Linked DNA regions of Homo sapiens: all the other regions are linked to region 1. A link is a loop called in an ENCODE intact Hi-C map of the cell type or tissue named here. Cell type or tissue: gastrocnemius medialis. All regions are shown on one strand. Links, peaks and the distances in the headings refer to the core of each region. The heading gives the core; the rest is flanking DNA.

Evidence for each region. Hi-C counts contacts between places; a loop is a spot of excess contacts. Peaks named below come from ENCODE experiments on the same cell type or tissue, not always from the same donor. Only the 100,000 strongest peaks of a DNase experiment are listed, where the experiment ranks them.
Region 2: it touches region 1 in a loop (4-fold over the local background); 4 of 110 quality-filtered maps call a loop at or near these places.
Region 3: it touches region 1 in a loop (3-fold over the local background); 3 of 110 quality-filtered maps call a loop at or near these places.

What each region holds. Positions count from the first base shown.
Region 1 is chr9:13,703,591-13,708,251 of GRCh38, forward strand. No RefSeq gene overlaps it. Among named protein-coding and RNA genes, the nearest start is that of LINC00583, 220 kb to the right of the region's middle. In gastrocnemius medialis, for the core only: no CTCF peak of the experiment used is centred there; DNase peaks (open chromatin) are centred at 1,971 and 2,611; H3K27ac peaks cover 1,747 bases.
Region 2 is chr9:13,840,132-13,844,792 of GRCh38, forward strand. All of the region lies in intron 7 of LOC101929507 (a long non-coding RNA gene), which reads right to left. Among named protein-coding and RNA genes, the nearest start is that of LINC00583, 86 kb to the right of the region's middle. In gastrocnemius medialis, for the core only: no CTCF peak of the experiment used is centred there; a DNase peak (open chromatin) is centred at 2,080; H3K27ac peaks cover 1,244 bases.
Region 3 is chr9:14,029,032-14,033,692 of GRCh38, forward strand. No RefSeq gene overlaps it. Among named protein-coding and RNA genes, the nearest start is that of LINC00583, 100 kb to the left of the region's middle. In gastrocnemius medialis, for the core only: no CTCF peak of the experiment used is centred there; DNase peaks (open chromatin) are centred at 1,430 and 2,310; H3K4me3 peaks cover 1,428 bases; H3K27ac peaks cover 2,500 bases.

The sequences.
Region 1 (4,661 bases), core at 1,051-3,550:
ATTTTTACCATATTTTACCATGAATCTCTATCTCTTCTCCTTTGTGTTTTTATTGGACATCTTATTTTTCAAATGATTTAAGTTTTTAGATAATTCATGTAAGTTTTTAGATAATGCTATAAGATATAGAAACTGTAAAAAGATGATGCTTTTAAAATGCCACATAAAATGTGTGGATCCTACCACAGCTCATGCAAAGCCTACCTGAACTCTTCTCTATTATTGTAGGCGAGTCTTCCACATTGAAGGTCCTGCAATGAACAGTCCTCACCCAGATACTTTCATCTCTCTTTGGGCCTCACATGTCTCCATGGATTTTCATAGAGAATAAAAATTACCTCTCTATGATCACTATCCTTCAGCCAATACTGGGACAGGACTAAGTTGTCTTTGAAGCCTTCTTATCCCCCAGACCCCTTTCCTCTCTTCTAGTCTCTCATTCTAACCCCTAGCTATCAATGTCTCTTTTGAGGAGTTCATCCTATAGAAAGGATTCTTATACTCATTAGATTGTTAACTGTCCCTTGCTAAAGTGGTAACTGAAACATGCAGTATGGTATTGATGAGAAAAGTTGTAGATTTGAACCCAACTTTGCCTCTTATTGGAAACTTACTAAGCTCTGTTCCCTAAATTTCTCATTTATAAAATAAAGTTCATGATAGGACCTTGTAAGTGTATTATAATTAAATATTAACATCAATTTAATGCTCATAATTTAGCCAACTTAAGTTTGGATCACAGCTCCACCTTGGGCTCATAACTTAGACTGTCTGAGTATCAGTTTATCTTCAGCAGAATGGAGATAACAGTATCTATTTTTTAGTAATGTTGTTTTGATGACATAAGATAGCAGTGTAAAATGCCTTGATCATAGCTAACTCTGAAGGAATGTTAACTTCTTTGCCCATCCCTGTTAATTACAGGTTTTTCCAAAATAATGCAGTAGGGCGTATGCCTTTCGGAAACTATATTGCCTTTTAGAGGGCAATTTCAATGGACAACAACTTTTAGACCCAAGGAATTTACTGTAATGGTTGAATAGCAGGCAATGAAGACTAAATTTTGGGATAGAGAGCTATGCTCCTATAATCACAATCTACAAGTAGATATTTCTCTAATGCTAAAATGTTGCCTTACTTTCCACATATTTCCAGAAGCCCTGATCTCTACATTTCTGAATCTAAAAAGATCCATGATTCATCATGTCTAGAAATGGCTGGTCAAATATTCCTCACTCATCACAGACTACTGTAACTCTTTAAAAGGAATATTAACAATGATGGCTCCTCCCTCTCTCTTCCAATTGTGACCATTTCCACCTCATACTGCAGCACTTTCATACTACATTGTAATTAGTATTTGATCTATCTGTGCTACCTGTCTACTTTGAGGTCTTTGCCAGTCTATTCACCCTTGTGTCTCTAGCACCAATCACAGTTTCCAGCATAAAATATGTATTCTATTAATATTTATTAAATGAATAATACATCTGATGAGCACTAAACTTGGTTAAGCACAATGCTTGATTTAATCACACAATAATATTTTGAAATAGGTATTATTATCCTTCCTAATTTAGAGACCACAGCACTAAGTCTCAGAGGACTGCTGCCTTTGCAAGTTGATCTGTCACAGGTGGCAAAGATGGGATTTTAAGTCAGGTTTGTTTGGCTCAGTGATGTGCTAATAAAGGTTTAACAACCAGCTTTCCAGGAATCAAAAGCCCTTCTTTGTAGCATGTGCCAATAACTATGGTGTAAATTTTAAGCTACCAAGGTAACATCGGTGGGTTTGCAACATTCCTGAAATTTAACATTTGGCTACAAACTGACTTCATAATACCACTGGTTAGACTGCAAATGTGGGCTATTTCCAGCTTAGCCAACGCTGGTAGTCAGGTTCCTGTCTTAGTGACTTAGGATCCTAGCAATTGCTGCAGCACAGTCATCCACTATAACCTTTGACTGCTGATAATCTCTGTATTCCAGACTGTTTTGCAGCTGGTCACATGACTGACAAGTCCATTCATCAGGAATGTTCTTCCTTCACCCGAGGCCAGCCATCCACTTCAGCTTTTAGACATGAATTAAGCAGAACAGAGGTTTTTAAAGTAAATGCTTTAAGATATGCTAGTCTTCTGATTTCCCCCAACCCTAAAAAATAATTGGACAAAAGCAATACCCTGTTGGGTTGAGAATTTATAAGGGAGGGCTTCTTTGAGATGTACAGTTGTTTTGAGACTGAAATGGCAGTCGATAAGTTGTGTTCGTGTTGAAATAACAATGTAATTATGTGAAGCTGCTTATCTTTAGTATCTTCAGGCAGAAAAAATGTTTAGAAAACCTCACTGAGTCCCCAAAGTTTTCCAGGGATTGTCTGAGACGCCTTGGAATGCTAGCAGAATCCACACAGGCTGATTAGAGGGGAAGCTTTCAGCACTCTTAAAAACTCTCACGTTATTTTCTCCCTTGGGAAGCTGCTGAAGAACATGTTGTATTGGGAGTGCAAAGCCGCTAGGTCAATGGAATCATTTCTTTGTGACTTGGGGATTTCTCAGAGCCAGCAATGTTATCCAAGCTTCATCCCTGTGACTGAGGAGAATTGCATCAGCTGCTCACGGGATACCAGATCTCAGTACGACATCTATTTAAGCAATGCCCTGCATGGCAGATGTCAGAGTGCAGTTACTGGATGCACGTGTGACTGAGTACAGTGAAGCCTGGTTTATTCTCTTGGGCTTACTAGCAAGTTTCAAAAAATATTTGGAAAAAAAGTTGTGTTACAGTAATATGACTGTCAGGAAGAAAATTAGAATTATCTTTGTGTCCTATGTGTATAAAAGTTAGTTGTATGTGGTTCTTTGTGCATATTTGTAAAAATGCATGTGACATAGATGCAAAAAAGATAGGCAGTAGTGAACAGGTGTCTTCAGCTTAATGTCAAGCAACAATTTTTGTCCCAGCTCTGCTTCTATCTAACTCTGTGTCTTGAAATCACCACTTAGTGTTTCTTGTCCTTAATTATCTTGAATAGAAACACAGGGGTTTGAAATCTATGGAGTCATTTCCTTCTTTTTTAAAAATTCCTAGGTTACAGGAAATGAAATTAAGCAACAATCTTATTTCAAAAGCATCTTGAACAAGAAAACTTTCAAAAGAAATAAATGAATGATATTCAAATAATAGTATTTTTTAGAAAAAGTATTAATTTAGGATTTAAGAAAAACTCTGGTGATTTTTTTCCTTTTGGCCAAGGCTATATCCACATACATCTGGATAAAAGTGAAAAAGAAAATATGCCAATCACCCAGATGGTTCTAAGTGTTTGATATCTGTCATCATGCAGGCCAAACACCTGGGTGATTGTGTTCATTTTCACCCTTCAGCCAGATGTTTTGAAACCACGGAGGTATGTCTTACATAAAAAAAAATTAAGCAGAATGGGGTGCAGTAAGAGGTAGAAAAAGAAGAAAATCAGCAATTTTTGAGCACCTACTCCCTGTCAGACACTTTCTTTCGTATTTTAATCCTCATAAGAACTCCATGAGGCATTATCTCCAACTTATAGATAAGGAAACTGAGGCTTGGAAATCTAAATTATTTGCCAATGTCACATATCTAAGAAGTAGTAAAGCTAGGATTTGAATTCTGTATTATAGAAAAAAATATTAGAAATAAATGCAATTAAGTTACAGGTAATGAAATTAGAGCTGAGAAAGAGTGCCTGCGTAAATAACACATACATGTAGATATTGAAACAGACGTAACTACTGCTACTGTTATTCATCTTAAGAACTTTTTACTCCAAGTCTATAACAAATGCCCATAGAAGGAGTAAGCAAAACCAGCCTAGAAGAACTGGCCCACTGTTGGACAGGTCTCTTGGTTGTGCCATGTATTTCTTTGGCTCCAACCACGTAGTAAAATTGAACACAATTGTCTCATTAATTGTTTTACCTCCCTTAAGTTAGGAATCTTGGATGATTTTGTAAAACTACCTAGTTTATTATACAAGTGTATGTAGAATAGCGTGCAAATATATGTGTGATGATTTACTAGGAAGAAGATTCTGAATATTTGATTTTATAACTCATTGTAAATAACCTGGGGGGTAAACTTCCCTGTATACAGCAGAAGGCAAGTTGGCCCATCCCAAGGTTCTCAACAATGGCTTTATCTTTGGGGAAATAATGAATCAGACTATTCCTCCATTATATGCCAAGAAACATAAGTTCCTGAGCCCACATGGAAAGGGAACTGAAAGCACCCTTTGCACGACTCTGCTTATATGGTAATACTGCTGACTCACATCCAGGGCAAAAATGCCCTGCTCTTACCCAGACAGCAAGCACAGGAGAAGAGAATAACTCTTATGAGGTTACTTTACCTGGCTTCCCCACTGTTTTGTAACAATGCAGGTATGTCTTACATTAAAAAAATTAAGCAGAATGGGATGCAGTAAGACAAAAGATGATCCTGAAGATGATCATGGGTCTTGAATATGATTGTGATGGGAGGTCTGGTCCTAAGTTTACTTACCCCAGTTGCTGACCTGCAAGTTAGAGCACTGGGAAGAACATTCACTTTTTAAGTAAATATAAGGATGAGAATTTACAGAGTAAGGAAATGGGGTCGAAGGAGGGCAGATGAGTGTATAAATG
Region 2 (4,661 bases), core at 1,066-3,565, 140 kb after region 1:
CCATTTTACAGATGAGGAAATGGAGACACAAAAAAAGTAAGAAACTTGTCTGACCCATGCATAAACCAAACCCCCTGCTCTTTCGGCTGTGCAGCATAGACAACACAACCCTAGCAGAAATAAGGAAATGAGTAAGTGAAATGAAAGAAGAGGCATTGTTCCTGCCTTTCAGCAGCTCACAATCTTACAGTCTAACAATATAAAACAGGCCCTTGAGAGCTTCGAGAATAATGAGATGCCACACTGCGTGCATGTGTACGAGTACGTGTCTGTATGCGTAACAAGTAGGTTACTGACAGACATGTCAAAAGAGATAGATAATGAAAATACAATGGCCACAATTTGAAATTAGATATGCAAATTAAAGCCATTTCTCCCTACCTAGGAATTTTTCTGAGTTGCTGAGAAAATAGCAAAAATCGGATTGGGAATAGTTTTGCTTTATTTTCAAAATTATCTGTAATATTTCTTCTATTTATTGTAAACACCTTAATGATAGGTAGAATGCCATTTAAGCACTTTGAAGTCCCACAATGTGTTATTGAAGCTAACATGAAAATATTGCTTAAATGCTAATTGTGTTTGTGGACATGTTAAGTTTTTAAGAAACAGAAATAAGCAGGCATTTGCATTCTGATGCTTAAAAACCCCTGTTTAGGCCGGGCGCGGTGGCTCACGCCTGTAATCCCACACTTTGGGAGGCCGAGGCGGGCGGATCACGAGGTCAGGAGATCGACACCATCCTGGCTAACACGGTGAAACCCCGTCTCTACTAAAAATACAAAAAATTAGCCGGGCGTGGTAGCGGGCGCCTGTAGTCCCAGCTACTTGGGAGGCTGAGGCAGGAGAATGGCGTGAACCCGGGAGGCGGAGCTTGCAGTGAGCCGAGATCGCGCCACTGCACTCCAGCCTGGGCGACAGAGCGAGACTCCGTCTCAAAAAAAAAAAAAAACCCTGTTTAGTGTTTTAATCTAATGTTGATGTCACCTTTTCTCTAACATGTCTATTCCAACTAAATTCATATTAAATTTCAAATTCATAAGACAATGCAGAAAGCACAGGGTGTGCTTGTCACACGGGTGGCTTCAGGAAGAGCCATTTTAACCTAAAACCTGAGAGATTAGTCTAGACCCAGATAAAGAAAAAAGACAGAAGGAAAAGACAGAAACAAGGAAAGAGGGAGAAAGACAGGGAAGGAGGGAGAGCAGGAAGGAGGGAGAGAAAGGAGGAGGGAGGGAAGAAGAAAAAAAGGAAGAAAGAAAAGGAAGAAGGAGGGAAGGATTCCACTTTTCCAGACTCCTGAGGTTGGAGGAAAGGACCTTCCACCAGAAGTTTGTTCCTTATGTATCCATCGCTTCTGAACTTCATCTTGGCCATGGACTCTTAGTCAAATCATTAACCTCTTTGAGCCCTAATTTTCTCATCTGCAAATTACAGGTAATTGCAGTGATTCCAGTCTTTTCAGGCAAGACTTAACTGTGACAATATGTGTGAAAGCGATTGAAAGCCTCTAAAATATCTTACAAATATTCATCTATTGGGGGCCTGTGTGTTTAAATAGCATTGCCACTGCCAAGTTTTTGGGGAATAAGCATAGAACTTTACCCTGTGCAAAACTAAACTCCCCTGATTCCTCTCTGCAAGCAGCCCGAACGTTGGGAGATCCAGCAGGAAAGGAAAGCAACCCTCAGAATCAGGATGGAACGTGATGCCAAAGATGGGAGGAGAGTGGAAGCAGGGAGAGCTGGACTGAGAGACTGTTTAACGTTCAAAACCAGTGCCAAGCTAAATTAGAAACAGGAGTCTACATACCTGTAACTTACCTCATCGGTATATAATTTGTAACCTGAGATCCCCTCACAGAGAAGTAAAAATAGCAAGGCTCTCAAGCAGACTTCTGCTCTGCTGAGTGCAAGGGCAGGGTGAGGGAGGGCCAGCACTGGGGAAAGATAAAAGGGCCAAGGCAGAGAATGCCAATCATGTGGTCTTGGCAAGAACACCTTCTCTCCTATACCCTGGGTGATGGTATGGAGAATATAGCCAAGAGAGGTGACATCAGGAGGCTGACAAGCAAACCTTCCAGGCAGAGGAGGACCTGTTGCCCTAGAGTCACCTGTTTTTGGTTTTTGTCATAGGTCGTATGACATTTCCTCAAAGGGAAGTGTCACTGAAGTTCTGAGCCTGCCTAATCCTGCCATGATCAAGGCAAGTTAACTAGTCCAGGAAACGCCAGTACTCAGGCAGGTGCAGAACAGATGAGTCTGTTTTCAAGTTTTGTAGCTGGCTCCCAACACCCTGGAAGAGATGATTTGCTGCATAGTTGTCTCACTCTCTGTGAACACATTTTTCCCTCACTGGGTCAGTGAGCTTGGGAATCTTCAGAGAACAGTTAGCTTCCTTCCTTCAATTTAGGGTATAGTCCCTCTCAAATCAAGTCTATGCCATTTTAACATCACCAATTGTGCAAGTGATAGAGGAAAGCTTTGTCCTTCCTTAACTCCTGCTACATGGAAAAAGTGACAAAGTAGAAAGGAGAGGAAGCTTATTTTTTAATTAATCACATCAAAAAAATGGGCATGTCTCTGCATTCTTTGTAATGATTATATATTGAAAGCTATTAATATAACAAATGCAATACTGAGAATTTCTAATGTGGAATCAACACCATCTTTGTAAAGGAAACCTTACTTGTATTATTTTTAAAAAGGAAGAAGAAGAATCATCATCATCATCATCATCAGAGATGTTAGATCTCGGAATGGTCCCACAATTTCAAATTCTCTAAAAAAAAAAACCAAAACAAAGAAACCCAACCCAAGATATTAAACTAAATAATCAGTGCCCATTGGCTAGGCAAATTGCTCTCTAATGTTTCAAATATGTTTTTGTGTTAATTTGTAAAACTCTGTTCATGTAAATGGGTTTTGTTCATTCGTTTTGCAAGAATTCAAATATTCTTCCAGTTACCATTTGAAGAGAAGGTAATTTTTGTTTCAAACTGCCTCCTGTTCATAAATAGGTTCATCAGGTCTTATTTATTACGAAGAATCAAGACAGAACTGCAAGCTCTTCATGGCTTTCCTAAAAGAAAGCAACCAGGAACAACACAACAGAGTAGAAACAAAGAAGAAGTGGGGCTATCCAAACCTGGCTTTGAATCCTGGCTTTGCTCTATAAGAAATGTAACACCTGAGAGACTTAAATAACTTTTCTGAGCCTCACTCAATTGCCTTTCCTATAGTAATGGGAACAGTAGTGCCTACCATACTGGGTTATTTTAATGATTTGGTAAAATGGCATATGTCAAAGCCCCTAGAAAGAAACTGTCCAATAGAAATATCACGCAAGCCACATATGTCATTTTCTAGTAGCCACATTTTAAAAAGGCAAAAAGAAACTGGGAAAATTAATTATAACAACATATTTTCTTTAATCCAATATATTCAAAATATTATCATATCAAAACCCAATCAGTAGAAAAGCTTATGTTAATGAAATATTTTACATTCATTTTTTTTCTATGAAGTCTTCAAAAGCCAGTGTGTATTTCACACTTACAATACACCTTAATTTGGACACTAAATTTTCATAGGAAATGCTTGATCTATATTTAGATTTCTTAAGATTTTCAGTTGAAAAAACAGATTCACATACCCAGGTTGTTCCAAAAGTACTTAAAGTTTTCCAAAAACTGAACCAAGTATCAGTGTTTTAAATTTAAAATAATCAAGATTAAACAAAATTTAAAAGTCAGTTCCTCAGCCACACTAGCCCCCTTTTAAGTGCCTAATATCCACATGTATCTAGTGGCTACTGCATTGGACCTTGAAGCCCTAGAGCAATGTCTGGCACTTAGTAAGTGCCCAGTGAATGACATATTTTCTTCTGCCCACTAATATCTTATTTTAATCCAAAATTTGCTTAGCACTGAAGTTTCAACTTTGAAAGTAATGTGAATACCAACTATGACAGGCTTTCCCTAGCCTGGGAACCAAGCACTGAGGTGGCATAATTTCCATTTGCCATTCCACAAATCACCCAAAATGATCTTGTGGAACTGCAACCATCAATCCGCTCTAGTTTTTTAATGCATTTCAGTACTCCATATTGTTCATACCACACCCTCATGGTTTGTCATATCTCAGATGACAAATAATAATATGAAAGTCTCCATCGCATGCAAAATATGAAAATACCAGTGAAAGAATCAGCTTCACCACTCAAACTCTACTCCTTTGGAAATCTGTGAATTTTGGGGCTAATCAAAATATCTATGTGCCCATAGCCAGAACAATTAGGCCAGATAAATAGACAGATAAACAGCATCCAAGTAGGAAAGGGAGAAGGGAAATTGTCACTGTTTGCTGATGTCATGATATTATACATGGAAAACTCTAAAGATTCCACCAGAAAACAAAAAAAAAACTGTTAGAATTGGTAAGTAGATTCAGGAAAACTGCAGGATACAAAACCAATATACGAAAATCAGTAGCATTTCTATATACTAACAATGAGCTACCTGAAAAAGAAATTAAGAAAACAATCCCATTCAGAATGGCGTCAAGTAAAATAAAAATAAAACATCTAGAAGTAAATTTAACCAAGGAGGTGAAAGATTTGTATGCTGAAAACAGTAAAACGTTGATGAAAGAAATCAAAGA
Region 3 (4,661 bases), core at 1,066-3,565, 330 kb after region 1:
CCACATATAGTGGTGGTAGTAACATATAGCAGAGACTTTATAAACCAATACAAAAGTATGTAGCAAGGTTATTAAAACAGATTCATAATTTCTGACCTAGTAATGCCAGTTTTGGAATATCTATCCAAATGAAGTAATAAGGAATATAGTCAAATATACATATTCACAGTTATCACATTATTTATAACAATATTTCCATTAAAAATAGAAATACCCTAAATATCTTATAAGAAAACAGGCACATGGTACTATTATTATAAATTATGGAGCCATTACAAACCATGTTTTCAGCCGGGCGTGGTGGCTCACGCCTGTAATCCCAACACTTTGGGAGGCCGAGGAGGGTGGATCACGAGGTCAGGAGTTCAAGACCAGCCTGGCCAACATAGTGAAATCCCATCTCTACTAAAAGTACAAAAATTAGCTGGGCGCGGTGGCAGGTGCCTGTAATCCCAGCTACACGGGAGGCTGAGGCAGAAGAATTGCTTGAACCCGGGAGGTGGAGGCTGCAGTGATCCCAGATTGCACAACTGTACTCCAGCCTGGGCGACAGAGCAAGACTCTATCTCATTAAAAAAAAAAAAAATGTGGTGACACTGAACAAAATAAGGATATAAAACAATTTGGAAAACCAAACGGGGTTATTGTACATTGTCTTCCATGTACTCTCCTGCACTTACCAAATTTTCTTCAGTGAACATAGACTTATTTTATATTTAGAAAAAAGCAATAAACATTTACACCAAAAAAAACCTCTCAGCATTCACAGACAATCAAAACAACCTGTAGAAATGCCACTAACAGTATCTTTGAAAGCCAAACCATCACACTATTCTTTGTATTGCAGTTACCCAGAATGCCACAGAGATTTTCATATGAAGGAGACTGGTTGCTTTCTTTTTTTTTTCTTTTCCTTTTCAGGTCCATATTGCTTGATCTGAGCATACTGCAAAGTGTCCTAAAAGCCATATGGGAGATAGACTTCTTCGCAGCTGCAAAGGAAACATTTGCAGAACAGAAAACACCAGAAATCACAATACATTCTTAGTCATAGTAAAATGGAACGCACGCGAAATATTGAAAACATGGAGTGGAGATTTCATTTTTAAATATTTTAATTACCAGAACAGAGCTGTTTGATTCTATTTCAGAGCTCGGTAGATGAGCAGCAGCGGGGGGGGGGGGGTGGCGGCGGCGGGGCCAGGGAGGGGAAATGGAGGAAAAAGAACAACAGCCACTCGGAGTGAAAACAATCATCAGTTAACAAATGGCAAAGAGAAATTAAGTCTTTCTAGCTGAACCGTGTTTTGTTTCTTACAGAAGTTTTACTGCTGTAAAATGTGGCACGTTTTGTACTGTATGTTCTCTCGGAAAAGCCAAACAGAAACCAGTCATCATGGTTTCCAGAGAGCAAGGCCTCCCCTTTCTCATGTTTCAACTACGCAGTCTCCACTTGGGCTGGGGACCGTATCATATATCATAAATCACTCTCTGATAGATATTTGGCAAGCAGTCAGCACCCCAGGCTATGCAACAAACTATAGTATGGAAAATTTTTAAGGTGGAATCTTGATTTTGTAACTTAAGGACTTAACAGCATCTCAAAACATTTTACTACTTCCTGGTACACACACACAAAAAGCCAAGAAAGCAGAATTCTCCATATGGTTTTCGGTTTTATAGGATATATACACAATAAGCCATACAACTGTAAACCTGGAGGCGTTCTCTTGCTGTTGTTACTTCAACTCCAGTGAAAATGAAAACAAAATTAGAGAGTTTTATCTCAACCTAGCCCATGAAAGAGTCAAGTCACCAGGAACTTCTAGAATCTGCTTTTTAACTATCCATCCCCCTACAGTTAACTGTTCCACACCTTCTTAGAAACTAGAGGAGGCAGCAGGACTAGGGGGTTGGGGACAGATTTTATTGTAAGATAATAACATGCTGTCAAAAGTACTGTCAGGGATTTCAACAGGAAGGCTTATACGTTGACAAGAGTCATAGAAACCCCAGTAGAGTCTTCCTCCTGATTTCAGGCCCAAATCCGAGTGTTTGAGAGTCCCTGAGCATGCACTCCCACCTTCTCAGATGTTGCAAACTCTTACTCACATGTTCTTCTTCAGGAGCCTCTTTCAACAAATCATGCTTTTCTTTTTTGAAACTGCAAACTGCATTTAACCCCCAAGTCACATCATCCCAGCCGACACTAGGGGCTGTTGGAATACCGCAGCTCCCAGCAAAGCTACTGCTAAGAAGCCAGTGAGCCTTTCTGTGCACGGAGGGGTTAAGTCCATGGTATTTGGACGTGCCCAAATGTTCTCAGTGTTCTCGGGCTGAGCAATTCTTAGAAGGGCTAAATAGAAACGGGGGAAATGTGGAGTGTGCGGTGTGGTATTGTGCTTTCTGTGAGAAACAATGCATGGAAAAACAAAAGAAAGAAACTGAATAAATCCTTTTTGAAGTTTAAAATAAACGCTGCTTTTTGGTTGTTGTTGTTTTGGTTGTTCACAAATTACCCATAGTTTGGGCAGGCTAAATATAAAATTTGCAATGTCGTTTATTTAAAGTGTTTCTGTCCAATCTCAATCAATTTGAAGAAGAAAATTAAAGCCAAATTTAGACAAAATGTATAAGTGGTTATATGTACATATGCTAATTCAGAAATAACATATATTCTAAGTATATTATGTGTTTCCTTCCCCACTCCACCAACCCCAGTTGTCACTGACCAATTCATTCTTGAGATTCTGTTAATTCCCATCAATGAAAGTCTCGCGCTTTGTACTGATGAAACTCATAGGCTCACAGGTCACCTCACAGTCACTTGTGACCCCACTTGCAGTTGATCATCAAGTTCCAGACTGGACCTGCCAACTGCTTCTAAAAGAAGAGAAATTTCTTTCTAAAGGAAGCACTGGAGTACGGTCCTGCCCAAGCCCAGCCAGCCTAACAGTCCTTCAGTATCTTCATTTCTGCCTCTCTTACATCAGTGGTTCTCAGGCTTGGCTGTATATGAGAATCCCCTGGGAAGCTTTTAAAAATTCCAAAGCCCAGGCTACATCCCAGACCAATTACATCAGAGTCTCTGTGGGTAAAACAGAGGCATCCGTACTTTGTGCAGCTCCCCAGCAATTCCAGGTGTAGCCATGTTGGTAGCCACCCTCCTGGCTGGGATTCCTGCATCCAGTCTTGCTCTCCTGTCAGTGGATGATTCTACTAAAACTAAGAGTGAGGTTACTCAAGTAGTATATATGGTCATGTTTTCTCCCTGTTTAACAGACCGCAAGGGTTCCTTCCTGCCTACAGAAAAAAATGTCCATATACCTTCCCATAACAGTCAAAGCTTCCTGGCCTCCATGTCCCTCTCTATCTTCCTGCCAATCCCTGCCTCCACACTCCCCAATCCTGTCTCATGGAGCCACCTGAACCCCCACATGCACCATTCTCTCACTCACATATCCAGGCCTCAGAACGGGCTGCTCCTTCCAGCTAGAAAATTCTCTTTCTCCCTGCCTAGTACATTTCAAATCTAAATTCTCCTCATCTATTTTTGGACCCAAGTCAGGTGTTTCTTCTTGGGAAATCCTGCTCACCAACACACCCAAGATGTCCAGCTGTCACCAACGCTAGTATGTCCCCAATATCCTAGACTTACCTGGAGTACAGGTAGAGAAGTTGCCCATGACCACTGGTACTCTTCCCAATTTTGAGTTTACCTATAGTACAGGTAGAGAAACTGTCCATTTACCTGCTTTCACTCCCACTAGTTGGTGACCACTTAGGACACAGAAGATTCCTTGCCCACCATTGTAACTTTGGTGCCTGGTTCAGCACCCAGCATGTGGTGGGAACACAGATTGAGCAAAAGCTGAGTGGTCCCAGCCAGCTGTAAGCATGGAGCTTCACTTTCCAATTCAATCAGGTATACTGTTTGTATTAGTCTGTTTTCATGCTGCTGATAAAGACATACCCGAGACTGGGCAATTTACAAAAGAAAGAGATTTATTAGACTTACAGTTCCACATGGCTGGGGAGGCCTTACAATCATGATGGAAGGTGAAAGGCACATCTCACATGGTGACAGAGAAGACAAGAGAGGTTGTGCGGGGAAACTCCTTTTTATAAAACCATCAGATCTCATGAGACATATTCACTATCATGAGAATAGCATGAGAAAGACCTGTCCCCATGATTCAATTACCTCCCACAGGCTCCCTCCCACAACACGTGGGATTTATGGGAGTTACAATTCAAGATGAGATTTGGGTGGGGGCACAGCCAAACCATATCATATCCCTGGCAGAGAACACTTCCCTGAATGTTTGAGTCAACATTAACCTATTTTTTCTAAGGTACATAGAAGTGTCAACGTTCTGTAGCTCCAATGAACTGGACACTGAGAAGTAGCTGGGAGAAGGTGGAGTTAGATTTGTTGTTAGGAATCAAAGGGTCTTGCAAGCTACATCCTCAAAAGTGAAAGATTTTTGCTGAATATATCAAGAATCAAATAATTCTAGTTGTTGACAAGACTTCCACAAACTACTTCCTATTTGGTTCTCACTAAAAAACGAAAATGCCACCAGTTGCAATTGAGCATGGGAAGACATGTAAACCATCAAATCACACTCTGCATTTATGATATCCTTGGGTTCAGCAAC